Regions from separate parts of the Homo sapiens genome. Here region 1 is linked to region 2. A link is an interaction called in ENCODE POLR2A ChIA-PET data of the cell type or tissue named here. Cell type or tissue: OCI-LY7. All regions are shown on one strand. Each heading gives the region's core, and the rest is flanking DNA. Links, peaks and the distances in the headings are about the cores only.

Region 1 (4,399 bases), core at 181-4,180, 58 kb before region 2:
TATTTGTTGAAATTTCTTTTCTTTTAGAATGCTGAAGATAGCCCCCCAATCTCTCCTGGCTTGTAAGGTTTCTGCTGAGAAGTCAGCTGTTAGCCTGATGGGGTTCCTTTCATATGTGATCTAAACTTTTTCTCTAGCATCCTTTAAGATTTTTTCTTTAGCATTGATCTTGGACAATCTGGTGACTCTATGCCTTGGTGATGTTCATTTTGTATATTATCTCACAGGTATTTTCTGGATTTCTTGTGTCCGGATGTCTACCTCTCCAGCAAGATTAGGAAATTTTTCTTGAATTATTCCCTCAAATGTGTTTTCCAGATTGTTTATTTTTTCTTCTCTCTCAGGTATGCCAATAATTCATGGGTTTGGTCATTTGCATAATCCCATATTTCTTGAAAACTTTGTTCATTTTAAAAATTCTTTTTAAAAAAAATTTTGTCTGACTGTGTTACTTTGAAAAACCAGTACTCAAGCTCTGAAATTCTTTCTTCTGCTTATTCCAGTCTATTGATAAAAGTTTCCATTGTATTTTGAAATTTCTTAAGTGTTCAATTCTGGAAGCTTGGATTGACTTTTTAAATAAAATGTTTATCTCTCCCTTCATTTCCTGGATTGCTTTAGCAGTTTCTTTGTATTGACTTTCAGCCCATCTTGGATCTCACTGAGCTTCCTTGCAATTGATACTTCGAATTCTTTTTCTGTCATTTCTGAGTTTCCATTTTCATTAGGGACCATTGCTGGAGAGAGAGTGCGATCCCTTGGTGGTGTCACTACATTCAGCTTTTTGATGGTGCCAGTATTCTTGTGCTGGTTCTTTCTCATTGAGAGACACTGGCACTTCTAATTTTTGTAATTATTTTCATGCGAGTAGGACTTTTTCTTTTTTCTTTCTTTTCCTATAATATTATGTTTTTTTCTTTCTCTTTCCCTTTCCCCCCTCCTTGCGGGTGCAACTATAGAGAATACAGGGTAGGACCTTTTGGCTTTGCTTCTGTGGCACTTCTTTGTTAGGTTTTATTTTGGGCTGTGCAGTTTCACCTATAAGCCAGTAGATGGTCCTTATAGGTAAGAGCCAGCTACAGCCAACATGGTTAGGAATATACTTGATCCCTATTTACTGTCAGAAGCTCTCTGTTGCCTCAGGCAATGGGCTGATTCATAGAATGCACAGTGCTGTGATCTCCCTGCTCAGCCCCAGGGTGTGGGAACCACAAAGGGTGGGGCCAGCCTGGGCAGGTCCACCTACAGGTCACCTGATGGCAGGCACACGCACTGGCAGCATGGGAGAATCCAGTGCATGGTCATCAAATGCCTAGAGGTGTGCCTAGCCATGGAACTGGAAAACCTTCCTGTCTCCAAGTTCTCCACACAGGAATGTGGAATGTCCTAAACTACTAACCCAGGAGAGTGTGTGCTCCAGATGCCTGGAGATCTGCCTGGGTGTGGAGCACATAGAGGGCATCCCCTTCATTAAACTCTTTGCATGGAGGGGTGCGGCAACTCAGGATCATGGACCAGGCAAGCAGGTGCTCTGAATGTCTAGAGATCTGCTTGAGTGTGTAGTAGAGACAGACCCCCTGCACCAGAATCTCCATACTGGCAGGGTGGGGTGGCACAAGTTGCTGATTTGGGCCATCTGGTGCTCCAAATGCCTGGAGATCTACCTGGGTGTAGAGCAGAAAGAGCCCCACTACACCATAATCTATACTCAGAAAGGGCAGGGTGGCTCAGGCTGGTGAAGCAGAACAGGTGTCTCTAAATTCCTGAAGATCTCTCTGGTCATGAAGCAGAGAGGGCCTCCCCACACAAGAATCTCTGCACAGGCAGGGTGGGGCAGCTCAGGCTGCTGATCCGGGTGAGTGGGTGCCCCTGAATGTCTGGAGATCTGCTCAGGAGTGGAGTGGAGAGGGCTTTCGCTGCATAAGGTCTCTGCACAGGAGGGATGGGACAACTCAGGCTTCTGGATCAGGCAAGCAGGTACTCTGAATGCCTGGAGGGCTGTGTGCCTGGGTGTGTAGCATAGCGGTGCCCCCTGAACTAGAATCTCTGCACAGGAAGTGTGGGGCACCTCAGACTGCTGGTCTAGGTGAGTGTGTGCTGCAAATCCCTGGAGATCTGCATGGACATGGAGCAGAGAGGTCCTCACTGTACCATAATCCATGCCCAGGAAAGATGGTGCAGCTAAAGCTGCTGAGCCAGGCAAATAAGTGTTTTGAATGCCAGGAAATCTGCCTGGGCATAGAGTGGAGAGGGCCCTGCGGCACCATGATCTCAGGGGAGCAGCCTGGGACACCCAGAAATGGCACACACAGATCAGTTCCAGGTCCCCAAGCTGCTCTTGGCTGCAAGTCTTGCTGCTTGGGAGAAATTGCAGCTGTAGCAGCTCTCCTCCGGCCCCAGGCTTGTGATAGGAAAGAACACAATTCAAAAACCTACTGCTGGGACACTTTCCACACTCCTGGTTGTGGAAGCCCCTATGCTGCTCCATAGCAGGCGCTCCAATCTCTGGCCTGAGATTAAAATGCCTGCATGACCATGCTGTTGGGTCAGCTAAGAGTGGCTGAATTTGTATGTTCCCAAATTAAAAATGGCATCCTCTCAGTCCCAGGTCTGGGAAAAGACCATGTCTTTCTCTCACAGCATCTCCAAGTCTCTCCCCAAGTTAGCTCCAGGGCCTGGGAGAAACAAAGTGCTCTTTCTTGGCCTGGGTTGCTCAGATCTCTGGGGGAAAGATAGCGCACAGAGGGAGGCTCTCTGCCTCTCTCACATACTTGGGCTTCACTGACTTTTATCAGCCAGACACCATCACAGAGGCTGTTTGCTAGCATTCTCCTCCCTGGGATCTGGGGTGTCCTTCATGATTCTGGTGGGTTTCTGTTTTCCTTCTTGAATTAAAACTCATAAAGTTGCTTTTTATCTACTATATTGCTATTTCCAAGGGGCTGAGTCATGCCGAAAGCTTCTAATCTGCCATCTTGGGAAAAAACCCAATCAAGTTGATATATGCAGCTGCAGTTCATTCATTTTCACTGCTGTGCCATATCTATTACAAGATTTCTTCCACAATTTATATGTGTAATGTTATCCTCTTTTTTTGCTATTACTCAACGATGCTATGAACATTTTCATAAATATCTCTTTGAATACATAAATAAGAGATTCTTCAGTTTTCATCTCTGTTTAATATAACCAAACTACTCTTCAAAATGCATGTGGCAATTTACATTTCCACTAGGCTTCAGATCTTATCCAACACTGGGTATTGTCAACAATAGATATACTTTTGTTAATCTGATGTGTATTTTTTAAATTTTAATTTTTTTACTAGCATCTTTTTTCATAGTACTTACTGGATTTTAGCTATTGGATTCTATCCAAATCCATCACTTGGTTCTGCTATATTTGTAGAACTTATTCCTTATTTCTGCAGAGTAATCCTTTGTTGGATATCACAGTTGTAAATGCATACTCCAAACTGTAGATTTTTCAAAACTTTGTTCATAGCATGTTTTTTATTTCTGGCTGAATAAAGGTTCTTAAAATTCATATACTCCAATTTATCTATGGTGAAATCCTCTTCAGTCATGAGTCATGAGCATATTCTCTTAAATTTTCTTTCAACAATATTAAGTTCCTTATACAACTTTCTTCTTTTAACTTATTCATATATCCTCAATAAATGTTACATTTAATTTCCTAATACTTTATTTAAATTTTCCTCTCTGGGTTCACAACAAGATTTGTCCATGTAGTTGACTTTTCTTGTACTATCTTTTTTGGCTTTGATAATAAGCATAAATTAATCTAATAGAACCAGTTGGATAATGTTCATTTCTTTCACAATATATACATAGTAGAAGTTATTTGTTCCTTGAAAGCTTTATAAAGCTCACTTATTAAATTTTCTAGCCTTAATGTTGGAGAAAGGGGTCGGGACACTCTAGAATACTGAAATAATAGCTTTAATTGTGCCAAGGTTTAATAGTTATTATTTTTTAAGTTTTCTATTCCTTCCCAACATAATTTTTGGTAATTCTTCTATAAATTATGCATTGTATCTAAATATTAAAATGTATTGGATGAAAGTTATTAATAATATTCATAAATGATTTCAAAAGTTGCCATTGGATCTATAATCATGTCCTATTATCATTTCATTTGTTATTTATTTATATCTTTTTTCCACTTTATCAGTCTTGTAAAAAGAACCAGATTTTAGTTCCTGATACTATTGTTCCTTTGTTTTCATTTTATGAATTTTTGCTTTTACATATGTAACATCCTTTCTTCTTTCTTTCAGCTTATTCCACTCTTTTTCTATTTTCTTGAATTAAATCTATATTCATTTAATTTCCAAGCACTTTTATTTTCCAATAAATTCATTTATCTTTCCCTTTAC
Region 2 (4,399 bases), core at 279-4,278:
TAACTTGCATTTCCCTAATGATTAGAGGTGCTGAACACTTTTTATGTACCTGTTTGTCATTTGTATGTCTTCTTTGGATAAATGTCTATTCAGGTCCTTTGCCCATTGTTTAATTGGATTATGTGTTTTCTTGTTATTGAGTAGTTTGAGGTCCTTATATATTTTGGATATTAGCCCCTTATCAGATATATGATTTGCAAATATTCTTCCCAGTCTGTGGGTTGTCTCTTCACTCCACTGTTTCTCTTGCTGTGCAGAAGCTTTTTAGTTTGATGCAATCTCATTTGCCTGTTTTTGCTTTGGTTGCTAGTGCTTTGGGATTATATCTAATAAATCATTGCTCAGACCAAAATTGTAGAAGTATCTCCATATGTTTTTTTTAATACTTTCGTAGTTTCAGTTCTAATGTTTACATCTTTAATGTATTTTGAATTGATTCTTGAATATGGGGTAAGAGAGGGTGCATCTTAATATGTGAGAAATAATATATGTTCCAGGAGCAAGAGCATTCGCAATCTATAAAATACTTCCATCATTGAAACTGAGATTGCTCAGGGAACAAATCAGCCTTTGATAATATTTATATCCACATCATTTAGAGATTGGCCAAAAGTATTTATTATGTATGTGAAGCTACACTTTGAACTTACATAACCCCCTGAGCTATCTTTTGAATACTTTAAAAATGACTTCTTCACTAGCTGTCTGAAGCCCAGGTTTGAAAGTACATTATCAATCTCTTATAGCTGATGCATTTCTCACATGGCTTTTTTACCGGTGTGGCAGTATTGTCTGATGATATATTTAGTACTAACTTTGAAGCCTCACCCAAAATTTAAGCATTGTATGTTCTCAAAAAATAAGGTGACCCCAAAATCATGGTCAGGTGTTAGAATGGGGGCAGGATTAAGAGCATGAATAATAATTTTGTGGAATTACTGAAAATCCCTCAGTCCATTATATAAATGAAAGGTCAATCCACAAAAGAACGTGCAACATATTTTGAATTTCTGAGCCAAATATCATGCCTCATTTCTATGGACTCTCACAATCTATTTCTTACCATAGCAAAGAAAATTTATTTCTGAGCTCAGAAGCTATCAACAAAGAAAGCTAAGAGAACTGCCAATTCTATTACTACTGTACAAAGATGAATGACCTCCAGTGAATTAGCCTGAAGACTAATTTAGACACTCAAAGCTAGAGTGTTGGGCAGGGCACAGTGGCTCATACCTGTAATCCCTGCACTTTGGGAGGCCAAGGAGGGTAGATCACTTGAGGTCAGGAGTTTGAAACCAGCCTGGCCAACATGTTGGTGAAACCCCAACTCTACTAAAAATAAAAAAAATTAGCCAGGTGTGGTAATGTGCACCTGTAATCCCGGCTACTAAGGAAGCTGAGGCAGGAGAATCACTTGGACCTGGGAGGCGAAGGTTACGGTGAGCTGAGATTGCACCACTGCACTCCAGCCTGGGCGACAGAGCAAGACTGTCTCAAAAAAAAAAAAGCCAGAGTGTTGTTATAGTGTCATTTACTATAAAAATTAAAATTAAAGGATATGGGGGCTTAAATGAAGAATTTTTAAAAAATAATATCTCTCCAGGCTCATCATTAAAACATATGGTTGTAGAGATGTTGTTTCCCAACAGATATATAAAAATGTTATTCTCTCTTTAATATCCAAATAGTATGTTCCAAAGGCCATTGCATTGGGTTTAGATGGATCACTAGCCATTTTCAGTTGGCAGTTTTCACTTCCTCTTTGAAACCTCAATGCTTTACATTTATAAACTAAAAAGAAACCAGACGTTTTTAAAAACCATGAAGGAAGCTAATCTATACTTTGTAGTAGAATGTTATGATTTCTATTTTATGACTACAAAACTAAATTTAGTTATCCAGCCAATAATGTGTAATATCTTAAGCCAATTGAATCATACTGAGTTCTCAGAAAAATAAATGAAACAAAATGGATTGTTTTAAAGGGAGTAAATCTTACCCCGTAAAAGACAGCTGCTTTTCAAATAACATCAATTGGATTTTTAATATAACCTATTAGGATTTTGTTTTCTTCCTTTTTTGGAGACTTTCTTAGTCAAATATAACAACCAGAATCTACAGCTTGGCTCACTTCTCTGTGAGCATTCTTATGTTCAATTCCCACTATTTTTAGCTTTATGCAGTTGTTCCAAGAACATACCTTTTCTCAGAAAGCAATATTTTCTCTACCTTCAAAGAGAAAATTTAGAAAACGTCAGAAAACACAGAGTCCCTAAAGTGGGATTTGGCCTGCTTTTTAGAACTTAAAAACAATTGGGTATTTTTAGTCCAGTCATTCTAAACCACAAAGGCAACAGCAGAATTTGTTGCTATAACTATATAACTTGACCAGTTGCAAACCGTCAAACATAGACCCCAATCCCATTTAAATGTTTATGTCCCTACTTAATTAACTTACTTTGTTTTGTAATTAGTTCCACATTTTCAGTCTCTTGCAGTTGAGACTGGGCTTGATCGCCTAAAAAATAGTAGCTCAGGCTGGGCGTTGTGGCTCACACCTGTAATCCGGGCACTTTGGGAAGCCGAGGTGGGCAGATCACTTGAGGTCAGGAATTCGAGACCAGCCTGGCCAACAAGGTGAAACCCTGTCTCTACCAAAAATATAAAAATTAGTCAAGCATGGTGGTATGCACCTGTAATCCCAGGTGCTCTGGAGGCTGAGGCTTGAGAATTGCTTGAACTTGGGAGGCAGAGGTTGCAGTGAGCTGAGACTGCACCACTGCACTCCTGCACTCCAGCTGGGGTGACGGAGTGAGACTCTGTTTCAAAAAAAAAAAGAAAGAAAAAAGAAAGAAGAAACAAAGAAAGAAAAAAGAAAATGGTAGCTCAAAACACTCAATTACTATTTTAAAAGCTTTTTCATTAAAAAATTAAGGTGCTCAGCAGCATTTATAACTAACTGGTATCTAATAGTAAGAGAAATTGGCATGAGATAATCTGGCCAATTAACAGTATGCAGTCACTGCATTTATGTTTTATTGTAGGGATGTGACGAGTTATAAATAAGTAAGAACAAGCAATGCTAGTATAAAGTACCTAGAAATACCTGACCTCTTTGAGGTCAGGAGTCAAGTGTTATTCACAGGGATGAAAATTATTACAAATGAAAGCTGACCATGGTGACTTCTACTGCCTAGGGATGGAATAGGTATTTGAATAATTAGTAGTGGAATAAAAAATCTTTATTCCATTCCCTTCCAGTCATAGAAGCTGTTGGAGAAAAGGAAAGGCTGAAATTACAAAGCCTCTGCTATAGGATAAGACCCAGAGCAGGTGATTCTTTTTTGAGAAAGAACAAATTAACAGGTCTTTTGGAGATGAAACGTAGGCTCAGAAGTGAGTGGATGGTGGAAAGGTAACTTGCAAGACACCATTAGGTCATGGGTTAGATAAATGGAGGAGATGGGTAAGCTAGGAAAGGCCTCGATAAAGGCGCAGGGACTGATTAACGTGACCGGACTTACCAGGGCAATGAAGAGACCCAAGAACAAGGATGGGCAATAATCAATTTTGAAATGTTTGCATTCTGTAGCTGTAAAAACCCACTGGGTTGCACCTAAACTTTGGTAAAAGTCTGAAATAAACACAGTGCCACCAGATGGTCTGGTGAACTCTTAATGATTCTCAAGCATTAGCTCAAATGTCTTCCCCTCTTTGTGACTTCATCTGATCCGCTCATCTCTCAGGAAGTCCATCAGAGAAAAGCCATCTCTTTTGGCTCAGTGCTCTCATAGTAAGTACTTCACACATAACTTGCAGAACTTACTTACCTGCATTATAGTATTGCTTTGAGAATCTGTCTCACCTGTTAAGACTATAAGCTATTTTTAGTTAGGAGCTTTTCTATGCATTTTTGTAACCCTCGAATCCTAGTACTCTGCCTGGCTGGCCCCTAATAAGCATTTAATAAATGTTGGTTGAAATCAGTCAAGGAAGCCTTCTAAGAATAAGTGAACTTTTTATAAAGAAAGAAAAGCTAAAAAGAAAAAGCTTCCATAACTTATTAATCAGATAGATATAGCAATAGATAGCTATAGATAGATAGCAGAAATAATTTCATTAAATTAGTAATTAGTGGGGACTTTTAATGTTTTGTAGGTTGTTAATCTGGACACATGGTACCTTGTACGTGAGTCTCTTGGTGGATCGTGTTGCTATTATTTGTTTTCAAAACTTCACTAGATTTGTAAACATCCTGATGCAAAACTATTTGGTATTCCTACATACATACCCAGTAGCTGCATAGGACGTGACATGCATAGTAAGGATGTAGAAAATATTTAGGGAAGGATACAGGAAAGGGAAGGAAGAAAAAGGAAAAGTTTTAGAAGAGTGAAAA

Evidence for each region. ChIA-PET counts read pairs that join two places held together with the same protein. Peaks named below come from ENCODE experiments on the same cell type or tissue, not always from the same donor. Only the 100,000 strongest peaks of a DNase experiment are listed, where the experiment ranks them.
Region 1: POLR2A ChIA-PET joins it to region 2 with 5 read pairs; 2 of 35 experiments call an interaction of 5 or more read pairs at or near these places.

Annotation. Positions count from the first base shown.
Region 1 is chr6:132,208,365-132,212,763 of GRCh38, forward strand. No RefSeq gene overlaps it. Among named protein-coding and RNA genes, the nearest start is that of LINC01013, 78 kb to the left of the region's middle. In OCI-LY7, for the core only: no CTCF peak of the experiment used is centred there; no DNase peak of the experiment used is centred there.
Region 2 is chr6:132,266,149-132,270,547 of GRCh38, forward strand. No RefSeq gene overlaps it. Among named protein-coding and RNA genes, the nearest start is that of MOXD1, 130 kb to the right of the region's middle. In OCI-LY7, for the core only: no CTCF peak of the experiment used is centred there; DNase peaks (open chromatin) are centred at 1,403, 1,733, 2,723 and 3,723; H3K4me3 peaks cover 3,812 bases; H3K27ac peaks cover 4,000 bases.